Linked DNA regions of Homo sapiens: regions 2 and 3 are each linked to region 1. A link is a loop called in an ENCODE intact Hi-C map of the cell type or tissue named here. Cell type or tissue: GM12878. All regions are shown on one strand. Links, peaks and the distances in the headings refer to the core of each region. The heading gives the core; the rest is flanking DNA.

Region 1 (4,000 bases), core at 1-4,000:
CTATCGTCAGCTTTGACCAAGTTATCTTATTTTCCCCTAGCCTCAGTTTCCTTAGAAACTTAGAGGATTCTTATAGCAGACAGAGGATAATGCATTTTAAGAACTAAGAATGGTTAATATCACATAGTAAGCTTTAATAAATGCTAGTTCTCAGTGAATGTGGTAAGGTTTAACACAATTCCAATTAAGTCAAATTTCTGGTCAGTTATTCATAAATTTGGGGAGTAAAAATAAATCAGAAAATTTATGTACAGTTTTAGGTAAGGGGGAAAAGGTTTAGGGAAGTGTCCTTTGCCTGTGAGGAAAGGATTCATAACACTTTTATTACACAGGTATCTTCAGAGGGTCCAGTTTCAGTCATTAAAGCCATGATAATAAGTGTGTATTTTATGTTCTCAGCATTATGCTTAGTGCTACATATGCATTATTTCATTTAATCTTCATTAGAAAACTTTGAAATAATTACTGTTAGTGTACATATGAGGAAATTGAGGCTCAAAGAAGTTATTCGACTTGTCCAAGCTCACATAGCTAGCAAATAAAAGAAATGAGATTCAAACCCAAGTCACTTGTGTCTGCACACCACACCTTTTCTTAAATAGACCTATATATCTTTTTTTTTTTTTTTTTTTGAGACGGAGTCCTGCTCTGTCACCCAGGCTAGAGTACAGTGGCACAATCTCGGCTCACGGCAACGTCTGCCTCCTGGGTTCAAGGGATTCTTCTGCCTCAGCCTCCCGAGTAGCTGGGACTACAGGTGTGCGCCACCACGTGGTGCCTGTCTAATTTTTGTATTTTTAGTAGAGATGGGGTTTCACCCATATTGGCCAGGCTGGTCTTGAACTCATGACCTCGTGATCTACCTGTCTCCCAAGTGCTAGGATTACAGGCGTGAGCCACTGCGCCTGGCCAAATAGACCTATATATCTTATTTAACTCTTTATTTTGAAAAAAAGTTAAAACCTACAGAAAATATACAAGGGTAGTAAAATGAACTCCTGTATAACTCTTCACTGGGATTCATCAGTTTTTACCAATTTGCCATATTTGCTGCATCTCTCTTTTTCTAATACATATTGTGTATCTATTTCTTTTCAGTGAACCATTTGAGAGTAAATTGAACCAGTTCACAGTTCAGCAAATTTAGCATGGCTACATTATTATCTAATATATAGACGATATTCAGATTTTACCAGTGGTCCCAATTCTATCTTTTATAGCAGTTTTTCCCAATTCAGGATCCAGTCTAGCACTTGGCTTTCAGGTCTCTTTAGACTCCTTGAATTTGGAACATATCTTCAGCCTTTCTTAGTCTTTCATCAGACCACGCTTTTGACAGCCTGGCTATTCTAGGTGAGAAAACAAGAAGCCCTTGGCCACGGAGGTGGGGAGAGCTAACCTCATCCTTCAACTGGCTTCTTCAGGTGCCTGGAGAGTGTCCCAGCTGCTGCAGACAGCCACTCATTGTCAGTAGGAAATGACTGTTGAGGACTGTGTATGTTTTTGTGCCTGTGTGTTTCTGAGCTCTTTTGCTGAAAGGCACTGCAAGTGTAAACAACTTATGATTATCACTTTTTGTGGCTTAAAGCCGGTCTCTTGTCACTGGCTTACAGTTTCTAGTTCTTTCTCAATGGTCACATGTTTTGGTTTCTGTCCCCATTTAGTCTCAAAGAAGATGGAGCAGGAACCCCCTATGACAAGGAATCCACAGCCATCATAAAGCTTAATAATACAACCGTGCTTTATTTAAAAGAGGTGACAAAGTTCCTGGCTCTCGTTTGCTTTGTCAGAGAGGAAAGCTTTGAAAGAAAAGGTAACTTTTTGGTGTGATTTAAAAGAAGCATTAAAAGAAGCATCAGACTGCTACTGCATGTATTGTTTGTTGAATGTGGGTGGACAACAGCATAGCCCTCGAAACTTCCAGATGCCAGTCACAGGCCCTCTTGGCTTGGAGTTCAGAGCGGGGCGGGCTCCTGCCCCCAGTGTCAGCTTCTGGGCCAGTGAACTGGCCTGCCCTCTAGTGGTGCATCTGCGATTGCAGCGAGGTGGAAGTGGAACCCCATGATCCTCCCAGGGGCCTTGGCATCTCTGCTAGGGGGAAGCTAGTTGGGGCACTGTTGCCAGGCTGTGAATGAAGTCTCTTACCAGGGAGCAGACTCCCAGCCTATACTGAGGGTGGAGGTCTCCACTTTGCTCCACACCTCTAGAAGGTCTTAGGTAACCGTGTGATCTTTTGTTCTTCCCATGTAAAGGAGGGGACAACAGGTGGTTTGACTTCTGTTCAGCCTCAAAATACTTCTTAAATCTTCAGAACACAGGGATGGCATCATGATTCCGGAAAGGGAAGACCATGAATATATTTAACTCCACCAAATTTTTTTTAGGATCAAATTCAGTTTTATTTTGAAACAAAAGCAATTAAACTAATTTCCCCCTTCTATAATATCTAAACAAAAGTTACTAACAGAAGTCCCTAGCTTACTGATATGGCTAGGGACTTTTGTTAGTAATAGGGTATGGTTTACTAATTTGTTGGGTAAAAGAAAATCTCCAACAAATAGTTACATATCCTGAATATGTTATAGTAACATATCCTGAAATAGCCTTTTTCTTCTATATTATAAGCAATATAAGCCCATTAAATTAAAAATGCTTTGAAAATTTAGGAAAGTATGTAGAATAAAACCAGGTATTTCACCATCTAGAGCTAAACCCATGTTAAATTTCTGGGATTTTCTTTCTCCCTTTCTCTCTCTTTTTTGAGACAGGATCTCGCTCTGTTACTTAGGCTGGAGTGCAGTGGCACAGTCATGGCTTTCTGCAGCTTTGACCACCCGGGCCCAAGTGATCCTCCCACCTCATCCTCCCATGTAGCTAGGACCACAGACACATGTCAACAACCTGGAATTTTTTTTTGTTTTTGGTAGAGATTGGGGTCTCACCATGTTTCCTAGGCTGGTCTCAAACTCCTCGGCTCAAGTGATCCTCCCACCTCGACATCCCAAAGTGCTGGGATTAAAGGAGTGAGCCACCACGTCTGGCCCTTCTCTCTTATTTCCTCTCCCTCCTACCCTCGCTCCTTTTCTCCCTTCCTTCATTCCTTTTTTTCCTTCCTTCCAACAAAACTGGGGCCATATTGTCTAATATAGTTTTATATTCTAATATAGTTTTATATTTAATACAAATATGAAAATATTTATATTTTATATTACATATATTTCACTTACGTATATCATGAAATTTTCCTAATTCATTGGCCATGAAAACTTAATTTACATTGTTTATTTTTATCAGAAAAGTAATAGATTCTTTTAGAAAATTTAGAAATAATATTTAGCAAAAAAACAATAATTATCGATGTTTCTCATTCAGATAACTACTCTTAACATTTCCTGTATACTTTTCCAGTCCTTTCTTGCATATGCATTTTCTAAAAGGACTATGATAGATTGTATGATGAATTCTACTTTATAACCTTCACTTAAATTATTACAGACATGTTTCCAATTCACCGTCTTTTTTTAACCACATCATTTTAATGATTGTATTAGATTCTTCTATTTTCAGACATCTATGTTGTTTCTAGATTTTAATGTTATAAATAATATCATTATGACCTCTTTTGCACTAAATATTTATGTGCATCTTTGGTTGTTTCCTAAGGAAAAATTTAAAGTGGAATTACTTAGATCAAAAGGGTAGGCCCATTTTGGGGGCTTCTAATGCATATTACCAAAATGTTCTTCAGAAAGATTTTCTGGTTTTATGCTGCGAAGAGAATATGAATACTTATTTTGCTGTGTTCTTATCAATATTGGGTATTAGTATTTTTAAAAGTTGTTAACTGAAAACTGGTATATTATGTGAATTTACATTTTCTTGCTGCTTAGTGATGTCCTGTATTTTTCCTGTGTGTACCATGACTGACCAAATTGCCTTTTGTGTCCTTTGGCCTCAGAACTGTAAATTAAATGGTGTTCATCTTTTACTCCTTATTTTC
Region 2 (6,191 bases), core at 1,146-5,145, 240 kb before region 1:
TGGAGAACACTGGCCACTTGGCATACTTTTCTCCCCTGCATTAAGACGGAACCAAGCTCAAAGCTGAGGTTCAGAGCATTAGATGAGTCTACCCCAAACAGGGAGACCCTCACCTGAGGACACTTTAGAAAGAAGCCTCAGATTTATTTATTTATTTAGCCAACGTGGCTAAGGCAGGGGATTTATAAAGGAAATACAGCTTCTTTGTGAAGAAGCGATACCCATGTGACCTTTCCGGTCAGCTCATCCCAAGGACGCCTCAGTCATCAGTAGGACCTGCTCGCTATAGATGCTGGGCATGGGGCATTAGAGGACCTCCCCTGTAAATGGCACCAGCTCATATTTGCTGATAATAGTACAACACTCAACACTCTATGTGGGTAGAGACTTTCTTAAAACATTAACTGGTTTCCTAGTCTGTAATTGGCCAGACACGTACTGTAAGAAATGATAAACCAAAGATGAGGCATGAAGGGAAAATGATGGGAGAAAAGCAGTATTTCCAAGTCTTTTGATTCTTCTTCTCACATGCCTGAATGATCCCTTAGAAAATTGCCAAAAAAAGAACACTTTAGAGATAGTCCCCAAATACTTTTTACATTTTAATTTCTAGATGTTAAGGTTCAAGTATGCTCATGAAGTTATTTTCTGAAGTGACACAAGAAAGAGAGAACGTGAGAATCTGGTTTTGTTCACCCACATTATTTTTGAGGTCAGCGCGGGACCCGGCCAGCAGGAGGACGCGCGTGCTCTGGGAGTGGCTGTTCTGGCAGGCCAGGTGCAGAGCTGTGTTCCCCGCCTTGGAGAGAGGCAGAGAGAGGGAGGACATATTAGCAACATGCTTCCGCACAGACTTGCATGCCTTGCAGAGGGGCAGTACTTACTCGGGGGAAAAGGCAACGCTCACATTCTCTGCCTCTTGCCCGATGGTTTCAGTGGGGATGCTTCAGAGGTAAGAACATTTAATTTGGAGTCTGAACAGGCAGAAGAGTCCTATTTGTCATAAAACCTTGGTTCCAAGTCCTGGCTCTGCAACTTACTAACTAAAAGCCAGCCTTTTCAAATGCTCAAATTCCTTACCTGGGAAATGGAGCATGACCCCCACATCCTAAAACTATGGGGATTGACTCAGAGTGTCTAGGAAGGTGTTTTCTTAACACACAATGCTGGACACATGCACAGTACTCAATTCCTATCAGATGACTTCCTGCCCCACATGGGCAATAGCTGTGGTTACAATCCCTGCCAATGGTGGGCTAAAAAAAGTAAAACTAGCCACTTCCTGGAAGGGCAGGCTAATGCAACTGAGATTTAACTTGTTAGCCTTTTTCAAGTCACCCATTCTTGTATTTTTCTTGAAACATCAAAATTTTAACTATGGACACCAGGCCCTGCCTTTCAGGCAGTACAGTTGCATCTATCACTTAGGACACAGATTGAGACCCTCTTGCTTTTTGGGTCCTTCTTGTTTTTGAGAACCTCAACAAACCACATCACAATGACAACCAAGGGTCAGAATAAGGTCCATAGCAATACTGCAGGAAAAAATTGCAGGACATGAACAGAACTTTTGAGTCTATGGGAGTAGGGCATGTGAGGCCGCTGATAACCCCTAGAAAAGTAACAAGAAAGCAAGGCCGTGTGATAGGTGACATTGTGTCATCCAAGAGCCTGCAAGCACTCAGGAGGTTAAACACAGAAGCTCCGCGTTGGTTCTGCTGAGCTCAAGTGCTGGGTCAGGCTTGCAGGTGCGTGGGCTCAGAGCATTACACTGCCTGTTCATTGCTTCTCCCTCACCTAGTTCACACCCTTCTGGATCTCACAGTCCTGGCTGCCGATACTCCAGTATATCAGATTCCTGATCTTTTAAAAAGAGAAATGAGTTAAAAAAAAAAAAAATAGAGGAATACTGGATGCGGCCAGTTTGCTTATCCCCCTTCTCTTCACCTTAGCTCCAACCAGCCCTGGTGGACCTTTTGTCTCACTTTTACCTCCAGGCACAGGGAGGATTACAGGCCTGAGGTTCTAGCAGGCTCGCTGGTTCTCAACCCTTGGGTGCACATTAGAATCACCTGGGGAAGCTTTCAAACCAGCCCTGTGCACAGCCACAACCGTTCTAGGGACTCTGATTTATGTGGCCTTGGGGATGGGTATCCAGCATCCCTATTTTAGTACTGAAAGTCCCACATTCCGGGAAACCCTTTAGCCCAGGGCAAACTGGGACAGTCCATCACCCCAGGCCTGGTCTTCAGGTTTTTTTTTTTTTTAAGTTTTGTTTTTTTTCCTTTTTCGTTTGTTTATAGTTCCCCAGGAGGGTCTAATGTGCAGCCAGGTGGAGAACCACTGCTAGTTTAGTTCTCAGCAACAAGGGGTCTGCCCAGGTTTTAAAAACACTACTCTCAAGTTGTCTGCAAGTTATGGGCTTCATGGCAACCACTAAATACGTGTTGAATACATGAGTGAAATGAAAGAAATCTGATGCCTCTAGAAATAGATCATACCAAAGCTTATATTGCCAATAAGGAAATATCGATGATGTGGAAAAGCATTTGCACCAAGAAAATTAAAAACCATAGGTTTGGATAAACAAATTGTGGTAGATCCACACAATGGAATACTCCTCAGCAATAAAGAGGCGTGAACCATTCCTCCATGTAACGACACGGAGGAATCTCAAAAACATTATGCTAAGTTTAAGAAGCCACACACAGAAGGCCGCATACTGTATGATTCCATTTACATGACCTTTATGAACAAGCAAAACAGATCCGTGGTTGCCCGGGGCTGGGAGAGGGTGACTGGGGGCCTGCCACCAGAGGGCGCAAAGGAACATTAAGGGGCAATGGAAACATTCTATATCTTATGGTGGGGGTTACACAACCGTATACATTTGTCAAAACTCACAGAACAGCGTGACTTCATACCTATATCTCAAAACCTGACATTAGAAAATGTGACCTAGGGTAGATATATATGTAGCAGGCGTTTTTCCCCACCCTGAGTAGTGGGTACTGATTTCCCAGACAGGAGCTGCTACATCTGCTGAATAAGAAGGATCTTTCTACGGGCTATGGCTGGTACAAAATGTCCCTCCCTTTGAGACGCATGAGTTTCCTGACCTGTCCTTCTGAAGCCATTTTATTTACACAGAAACAATTTCTGGGCTGGGTGCAGTGGTTCACGCCTGTAATCCATCACCTTGGGAGGCCGAGGTGGGTGGATCACAAGATCAAGAGATCAAGACCATCCCAGCCAACATGGTGAAACCTCGTCTCTACTAAAAATACAAAAATTAGCTGGGCATGGTGGTGTGTGCCTGTAGTCTCAGCTACTCAGGAGGCTGAGGCAGCGTAATAGCTTGAACCCGGGAGGCAGAGGTTTCAGCAAGCCGAGATCGCGCTCCAGCCTGGCAACAGAGTGAGACTCTGTCTCAAAACAAACAAACAAACAAAAAAACGTGGTGATTACAGGCCGGGTTCGGTGGCTCACTCCTGTAATCCCAGCACTTTGGGAGGCCAAGGTGAGTGGATCACCTGAGGTCAGGATTTCAAAACCAGTCTGGCCAACATGGTGAAACGCTGTCTCTACTAAAAATACAAAAATTAGCTGAGCGTGATGGCAGGTGCCTGTAATCCCAGCTACTCGGGAGGGTGAGGCAGGAGAATCGCTTGAACCCGGGAGGCGGAGGTTGCAGTGAGCCGAGATTGAGCCATTGCACTCCAGCCTGGGCAACAAGAGTGAAACTCTGTCTCAAAAAGAAAAAAAAAAGTGATTACACACCATCAACTCCTGTTCCAGACCATATGCATTTTGAAGAAATGGGCAGCCACCCACCTCCTGAGCTGTGAGCCAGGCACTACCGGCGATATTACCATACGTAGCTTGCTGCTCTCAGACCTCAAGCTTTTGATCCATGAGGGAACCATGAAAAATATGAACTAGGAAACGACAGCACAAAGCTGCATGCGGTGCCAAGGGAGAGTTGCAGAAGCAGCCCAGTGGGTCTTCGGGGAGGGAGAGGGCCTGGGGCCAGGTTGGAGGTCTATAGGCAGGAATGAGAAGCAGGCCAGTGAGCCCCACTCTGAGGGCACAGGAGGTGCTCTAGGGGAAAGGAGCCAGGAGGAACTCCAGAGGTGGGCCAGCAGAGGCTTATAGACAGTGTCAGACAGGAGCTTTATGAGAAGGTCGCTGAGCAGAGGAAGAGCAGGATGAAAGGAGGGACTAGATTTGAGCCTGCCAATCTGCTTGAGGCATCTGAAATAATCCAGGGCATGCTTAAGAATGAGCATGGAAAGAGGAACAGGTGTGAGACTTGAAGATGTCCTAAGATGTAATGAGGGACTGGAGAGGGGAGACGGATGAAAATGACGAAGGCATGGCTTGCTTAACTATGCTCTCTAATGAACCAATGGAAAAGTAGTGAGAGCCAGGAGATTTCACCGGAGGGCAAAGCCACTGAGGTGGGTTCTCTTGCTCCCACAGAGATTACGTTCACAAAGGAGTTTCAGGCTGTCATTTCTATTTCCTGCAGCATGCAAGGTCTGGAGAAGTCACTTCATTGATGGGGTATATTTCTATAGCTTGATTTGCCTGGCATTGCTGTTGAAGATCTTGTATGCAGATGTCTGTGTGTCATAAGCTAGAGATACTATGGTTTCAGATTTGACTTGGCCATGAAATTGTACATATATATATATATATAGTGTGTGTGTGTGTATTAGGGAGGGTACTTACTGCTGCCCATTGTCCCCAGGCTACTGCCACCTAGAACCCCATTCTAGCCCACCTGATTCATTATCCTACCACTATTAGCTGAAGCTACCACTCTGTGATGTGGCAGTGCACTGTGGGAAATTCTCAGGCCCCTGCTACAGACCCAATCTGGCCATCCAGGGAAAGAAAAGAGGGTAAGCCCTTTTATGACCCTTCTTACCTCAACTGCAAATATCTCCAGAGTACTGATAACGCTTTTTTATTTTTGAGATAAAGTATATCTCTTGGCATGGGCACAGTGGCTCACGCCTGTAATCCCAACACTTTGGGAGGCCGAGGTGGGCAGATCACGGGGTCAGGAGTTCAAGACCAGCCTGGCCAACATGGTGAAACCCCATCTCTACTAAAAATAGAAAAATTAGCCAGGCGTGGGGGCACATGCCCAGATACTTAGGAGGCTGAGGCGGGCAGATCACGGGGTCAGGAGTTCAAGACCAGCCTGGCCAACATGGTGAAACCCCATCTCTACTAAAAATGGAAAAATTAGCCGGGCGTGGGGGCACATGCCCAGCTACTTAGGAGGCTGAGGCAGGAGAATCGCTTGAACTCAGGAGGCAGAGGTTGCAATAAGCCGACAGTGTGCCATTGCACTCCAGCCTGGGTGACAGAACGAGATTCTGTATCCAAAAAAAAAAAAAAAAAGTCTCTTCTCCCAATTGTAAAAGAAATAATGGGTTCATTCTGGAAAATTTGGGAAAGGTACAAAAATAAAAATCAATCTTAGCCTCAATTCCCAGAGATAACCACTGTTAATATTCTGATGATATTCTTCTGTGCTTAAATTTTTAAATACACAAATTTATATTAAGCACTGGGACATGTACTATATATGATCTTATATCTCTTTGTGATGTTCTTTAACAGTGGAAAGCATTATTTTCAAAACTACGATTTTAATATTAATTATATTCCACTGTATGAATGAACCATAATTCTAAGTCTCCCTCCCCACAGTTAAAAAAATATAACTACTGCTGTCATGAACATCTTTGTCGGTAAAATTTTACTGGTTTTATTGCTTATTTTTTTCTTTTCCATATTTCATTTCAATAGCAGGTTTTATTACCTTTTTAGGATAGAGTCCAAGAAAGGTAGGTACCAAGTAAAAAGGACCTTTTTTTTTTTTTTGAGACCGGGTCTCACTCTGTCACCCAAGCTGGAGTACAGTGGCACGAACTAAGCTCACTGCAACTTCCGCCTACCAGGTTCAAGCGATTCTTGTGTCTCAGCCTTCCGAGTAGCTGGGATGACGGCATGCACCACCACATCCAGCTAATTTTTTGTATTTTTAGTAGAAACAGGGTTTCACCATGTTGGCCAGGCTGGTCTTGAATGCCTGGTCTCAAGTGATCCGCCTGCCTCAGCCTCCTAAAAGTTTGGGATTACAGGCATAAGCCACTGCACCTGGCCAAAAAAGG
Region 3 (6,191 bases), core at 1,146-5,145, 230 kb before region 1:
TGTAACAAACAATGCACATTAAAAACATGTAATCTGAAACAAAGTTCTAAAGATAGATGGTGGTGATGGTTGCACAACAATGTGAGTGTACTTAATGCCACTGAACCGTATACGTAAATATGTTCAGACAGTAAATTTAATGCTATGTATATTTTATTACAATAAAAAATCCTAGTTAAAACTCAAAATTGCTTTCTTAAAATTAAAAAGTCTCCCTTTAAAAATCCATGAAAGGATTTTTCTCTTTTAACTTTTTATACTTTTTAATATTTTCCAGCTTTTTATATTTAACACGGATAACTTTTAGCATCAGGAAAAACCGCTACTTATTAGAAGTCTGAGCAGAAACAATACCCCAGTAACAGGACTGTCCCTGTCACAGACTCTCTTCCCACTGTTCATTTGTGGAAGGTAAGGAATTTCTGCAGTGAGGGGGGGTCAGGACACTGAGGACAGATCACTGTCCTCAGCACTGCCACCACCGACCTCCCCCCTTCAGCATCCTAAACTATTATTCCTGTTATCAGTTAGGTTCAGGCTGATTTTCTTCTCATCCACCTTCCCAGACCCCTTATTCAAAGAGAACCCTTGCAGTGGTTAAAAAAAGAATGTGGCCGCTGGGTCAGTGGCTGCAGGAGGTAGGCTGTGCCATTTGCGCTGTCTACCTCAGACCTCTTAGAAAGCAGTTCTAGACAAGGAAACTAGTAATCATATGAGATACTGCCCAAGTCTCAACTTTTTGTTTTTGTTTAGAGACAGAGTCTCGCCCTGTCGCCCAGGCTGGAGTGCAGTGGTGCCATCTTGGTTCACTGCAACCTCTGCCTCCCAGGTTCAAGCGATTCTTCTGCCTCAGCCTCCAGAGTAGCTGGGATTACAGACACTTGCCACCATGCCTAATTTTTTTTTTATATTTTTAGTAGACATAAGGTGTCACCATGTTGGCCAGGCTGGACTTGAACTCCTGGCCTCAAGTGATCTGCCCACCTCCACCTCCCAAAGTGTTGGGATTACAGGCGCGAGCCACCGTGCCTGGCCCCACGTCTCAACTTTTTAAAATTTCCGTAAGATTTCCAAGACTTCCCATTTCTCTATCAGAATGGTGACGGAATTTCCCAAAATAGGCCTCCAGTGCAATGATGATTACTGACCTGCTAAGAAAGACAGTGCCCTTCTTAGCAAGAACCACGCGACTGCAGCTCACGCTTTCAGGGTAGTGCTGACTTGGTTAGATTTCCACTTCTTACAGGCTTTTTAATATAACCACAAACTACTTACACTCTAGTGCTCTTTGGACCAATAAAAACAACTTTTTCCAGGACAAAGCTTATCACTCTGTATTGTTCATGAAGTATGAGCAACAAGCCCTGAGCATATGGGTCGTGTTAGCCACTCTTGCTGTACAAATTATTTCACGAAGGGCCTTCACTGGATGGTACGGCACAGACTAACCTAAGCCTTGGTTTAGGTCAAATATTTTTTGTCATGTTTCACAAGCTGCCCTCTAAATTATGAGTTGAGGTATCTTTGGAGCCGGAATGGCACCAAGTTATTTATTACTTGCTTTCATCATCAATCTACTGTATTTGCTTCCTTTGAGAAAATTTTCCTTTGTGAAACTCTAGCTCAATGCAAGCAGCTCAATCTAACTTTCAGTTCAGACCTTGGGAGGACATTTCCAGACTAGCAAGACTCAAGGAAATCTAATGACTTGTGTGAGGTTGCGGCGAGAACACATAGTGTCCTAAGCTGCTGGCAAAGGTCCTGCACACCCCTTCCTCTGGGGGACCTTTTGGCTGTCCTGCCTGTTTCCAGGCCACAGCTCCCCCTCCAGCCGTCCTCTCAGACAGAGACCTCACCGAGAGCCCGGGTCAGATAAACACTGCTGTCAGGCCAGGCTCGGACTCTCCCTACCAAAAGTGGCTGTCCTTGGCTGTACTGCTAGCTGTGCTGACACTAGCTGGAATGGTTCTGGAGGACTGGGCAATACGCTTTCTCAGGCTTTGAAAAACCCACCCTTCTCAAGTAACCAAGATGAGAATTAAAGGCTCTGAGGTGAGAGACATGAAACATGTAAACAATAGCTGCCTCAGGTTATCATCTTGGATCTATTCTTCCCTAGAATACAACACAAACAATTTAGTACCTTGAGGCCCTCAGTTGAAACAGGGTCAGTTATCTACAAATGGACTCTTTCCTCCTATAAGATTAAAATTTACCATTGAAACATTTCCTCCTTGAAATGACACGAAGAAACAAGATGTGGCCTCAATACATACAAGTGGCTACTTTGACATAATTCTTACTTGCATATGATACCTACCTAAGTCAATCATGAAATTCTTAAATGCTGGGAAAAGGTAGAGCACTCTCAACAGTGTTTACTGAATTATCTATTTGGTGAACATCCACTCATTTTGAGACAGGGTCTCACTCTGTCACCTATGCTAGAGTGCAGTGGCATGATCTCAGCTCACTGCAACCTCCACCTCCCAGGCTCAATCAATCTTCCCACTTCAGCCTCCTGAGTAGCTGGGACCACAGGCATTTGCCACCATGTCCAGCTAATTTTTTTATTTTTTGTAGAGATGGAGTTTTGCCATGTTGCCCAGGCTGGTCTCCAACTCCTGGGTTCAAGCAATCCTTCCTCCATAGCCACGCAAAGCACTGGGATTACAGGTGTGAGCCACCAGGCCCGGACTGAATATTTATTGACTCCCTACTGTGTGCCAAGTCTAATTCTCTCATTTTATTGATGTCTAATTCTCTCATTTTATTGATAAGCCTAGGACAGCATGCTTGGACCAGAAATCAAATTGTCAAGGCTCTTTGCACTCACCCCAAGCTGCTTCCAACCTGTGAAGTCATTAACCTTAGGACGAGCCTCAGAAAAGGTCAGATGCATCTGTGGGGTTGGGACTGCCTCTTTCATAAAGTAAAGCATAGCCACTAGAGCTGCCCCAAAAGCATTTGTTGAATGATTAACTACAAGAAGCAGAAGGAAAGATGCTGTAGCTGGAAACCTGAAGGGCCTGCAACCTTGCAGTTTGGCACTTTGATTTGGAACATGTTGACCCATTTGCGAAGTACGTGAACTGCCAGCTCTCAGTTTTTCTGAGACAGTGTTTCTCACTTTGGGATTTTAAGAGCTTTGGTGCCTATAAGGTCTAAATCTTTGTTTTGAAATACTGTTATTTTTCTTTCCTACATGGTGAAAAAGAGTGAGTGTAGTGTTGGCAGATTTCAGTCATGCAAGGGTGCAGTGTGCGCCTCTTCAAGAGGAAACACCCCCATGTGGCACAGGCAGACATACTGCAAGGAAGCTCAAGACAGGTTAGGTGTGTAAAGCAAGTTGCTGACCTCTTTTTCTCTCTCTGATCTTCTAGGGTCCTTCCTAACCTTCCCTCTGTGGTTTTTCTTATTTTTGTCTTCTTTCATGGCTTTCACTGTGGCCACAGCATCCTGGACTATTTCTGAGGCGGGAGCTATGTGATTGCTCATTGACCAATCAGAGATGGCATTAGCGCTCCAATGAGAGTTGACACGATTGGCAGGAAGCAAGAAAGAATTTGCTCCTGGAGTTGCATAATCTAAAGAACTGGTTTCCACAGGTTGAAATTCATAATAATCCCACTCCAGGCCACTGGAGGTCATTCTTCAACTAATTCTCAGTTCTTACCATGCCATAAAGATCAGTATCTGTAGAATATGAAGTTAGGAGTAAATTCTTCATATCATTAACATTCTCTGTTTCTACCCACCATCCAAGACAGGTAACTTCTGAGATTTTTTCAAATAACTGATCTCCTAGATTCTTTAAAGGACACACATCAAGAGTTTTCTTCCTTGATTTCTTGCATGTATTTCAAGGCTGGTCATCAACAGCATGGTAAATACACAGAGAACAGGCATGGATCATATTGCTGGCAAATGCATTTCTTCAGAACTAGTGAAGGTCAATTCTACCTTCTCCACTCCCAATTATTTCTTGTTGTTGTATTTTTATTTTAATTTATCTGGGAGAAGCAATATATGCATTGTCTCTCTAGGACAAGGAAAAGATGCAAGAAAATACCTTCAATAAATAAAAGGGACTCTCTCTGTCTAAAAGTAGAGCTGGCTTTTCTTCTGCTGACACGTCTCACTTTGGCTACCTAAGAAAATTCTTGCCTGTTTCACTTCCTACCTTGCCTGGTATAAACAGCAGCAGTTCTAGGAAATTAGCAAGGCTTTTGCTGCATGAGAACACAGTGATACTTAGAGCCCAGGATGTGAGGCAGGGGTGTCAAGTTGGAATGGGTTAGCATGCCTGGCATTTTGGCCTTGCCACTGTGGCAAGCAAAGCCTTTAATTATGCGAAGAGAAGACCAAATGCATCCCAACATGTTTGCACCAGTAATAACTCAATTCCCCACCTTTTCTGTGGCCAAAATCTTTTCTCTCTCCTTGTATTTTTGTTCCTGTCATCTAAGGATATGATATAGTTGAGAATGTTATGATGACCATAGTGCAGGAAAATAAAAAAGTATTATGACCTAAGGTAGAAATCAATGGCTTAAAGCTAAATCAACATTTTTTGAAAATAACATCTTTGATGACCCAGCAAGTTCCAGATATAACCAGAGATTTATGAAAGACACTGGATGGCCTTCTGCCCATGCATAAAACAGTCATAGTTATTTCTTTGCAAGTACTGTCCTTCTTACTGTGTGTTTGCCAAGTTTTATGACATTATACACAGACCCAAAGAAAACTAGAAGCACTTTAGTAAACCACACTGTAGCATATCTGAAGATGTGAAATTTGAATCACACTCTATAACTACAGTTATTAAAGGTGAATTTGGAAGAGGTTATAAGTGCAAACACTCCAACATTCTGTGTTCCCCATAAAAGTTCTTATTTCTTAGAGTTCTACTACATGAATTAGTGTTGCAACCATTTCTAAAAATAGTTTTCAACTGTATTATCAAAAGACCTTTTCCTAATAGCTGTTGGAGGACAATTTATATGGTCCTTTCTTAGAGAACCACCTTCTCCAAAGACCCAGTAGGGCAGCCCACTGTACTACGTGACTCCACCCCAGCCACTGCTGACTCACTCAGGATTGGCCACTTGATGCCAGAGGAGCCAATCAGAGTCCATCTCTAGATAACCTGAATGAATAGACTCAGAGCTGAGTTGGTTGATGGCCATGTCTCAATAATAGCATGGTGGCAGAGTAAACTCTTTCTGGAGGCCTCCTTTTTCTTAGATTCCATGAGATCTGTGTCTTCCCCCAACTCCCCAACTTGAATAGATCATTTTCCATGTCATATTCACTGACCAAGAGAAATTAAGATGAGAAAAAAATTAAGTTTTTAATCCCCATTTTTTCTCCAATGGTAAATTTGGTCATTGACACACATTTCCGGCAAGTCTTGCCCATACTCACTAATGTGCATGTGTGTGTCTCTTTATGCTGAGACAGGACACAGGCAAAAATCCCCTTTGAGGCATTTTGTACAATAGAGAGGAAGTGATCACTTGAATAATAGACAGGAAGTGAACCATGATGGAGAACCACCCCACACTCCCAAACTCTAACTTGCTACTGAGAATGGGCCTCAGAGCAGGTCTTCCAGAGGAAGTTCTTGCTGCCACAGAGACCAAGATGCAGCTAAAATGTGCTGCGAGAGCATCTACTACCCTCCCATCTCACAGCTTACACTTTGTGGATTTCTAGCCAGAAAACCTCCCCTGCCAACTCAGCCTGATAGAATGATGGCTTCTACTCACATCATCCTGGACATCAAGGTCGCAGCCAGCCTTCAGCAAGATCTGGACCACAGGAAGATGGCCCTTATTGGCAGCAAGATGCAGGGGAGTCCGGCCATGCTGTGAATGCAAAATGAACAATGATTTCGGAACAAGTCCTCAATGCTACTCCCTTGGGAGACAGAGGGCCTAGAGCAAGGTTTGCACAGGGGCTTTCGGATGATCACTCCCTCCTGCCCCTTTGGATTGGCAGGAGATTCTTATGGGTTAACCAAAATTCAAGTTTGTCTCAGTTAACCTTGGCTATTGTCATTGCAATCAATGAACACGATATGTTCAAAATGTGAAGATTTCCTTTAGTGCATTATTTCTACTCTCCACTCATCAGACTATCAAGTAGCAAAACGAGGGGTTTTGTGCCTTCTCTTAATTTCTCAC

Evidence for each region. A loop is a pair of places that touch in the nucleus more often than their neighbours do. Peaks named below come from ENCODE experiments on the same cell type or tissue, not always from the same donor. Only the 100,000 strongest peaks of a DNase experiment are listed, where the experiment ranks them.
Region 2: it touches region 1 in a loop (7-fold over the local background); 38 of 110 quality-filtered maps call a loop at or near these places.
Region 3: it touches region 1 in a loop (4-fold over the local background); 13 of 110 quality-filtered maps call a loop at or near these places.

The regions. Positions count from the first base shown.
Region 1 is chr6:89,370,250-89,374,249 of GRCh38, reverse strand. RRAGD (Ras related GTP binding D) reads left to right here. Exons shown (of 7, transcript NM_021244.5): 6 at 1,665-1,813. Among named protein-coding and RNA genes, the nearest start is that of UBE2J1, 20 kb to the right of the region's middle. RefSeq lists enhancers at 1,247-1,366, 1,737-1,956, 1,866-2,160. In GM12878, for the core only: a CTCF peak has its summit at 2,015 (motif pointing left); no DNase peak of the experiment used is centred there; H3K27ac peaks cover 1,434 bases.
Region 2 is chr6:89,606,880-89,613,070 of GRCh38, reverse strand. It overlaps ANKRD6 (ankyrin repeat domain 6), which reads right to left. Exons shown (of 16, transcript NM_001242809.2): 6 at 701-799. All of the region lies in intron 1 of LOC124901359 (a long non-coding RNA gene), which reads left to right. Among named protein-coding and RNA genes, the nearest start is that of MDN1-AS1, 29 kb to the left of the region's middle. RefSeq lists a silencer at 3,490-3,689. In GM12878, for the core only: a CTCF peak has its summit at 2,818 (motif pointing right); a DNase peak (open chromatin) is centred at 2,830.
Region 3 is chr6:89,595,598-89,601,788 of GRCh38, reverse strand. ANKRD6 (ankyrin repeat domain 6) reads right to left here. Exons shown (of 16, transcript NM_001242809.2): 3 at 5,775-5,873. Among named protein-coding and RNA genes, the nearest start is that of MDN1-AS1, 40 kb to the left of the region's middle. In GM12878, for the core only: a CTCF peak has its summit at 3,636; no DNase peak of the experiment used is centred there; H3K27ac peaks cover 94 bases.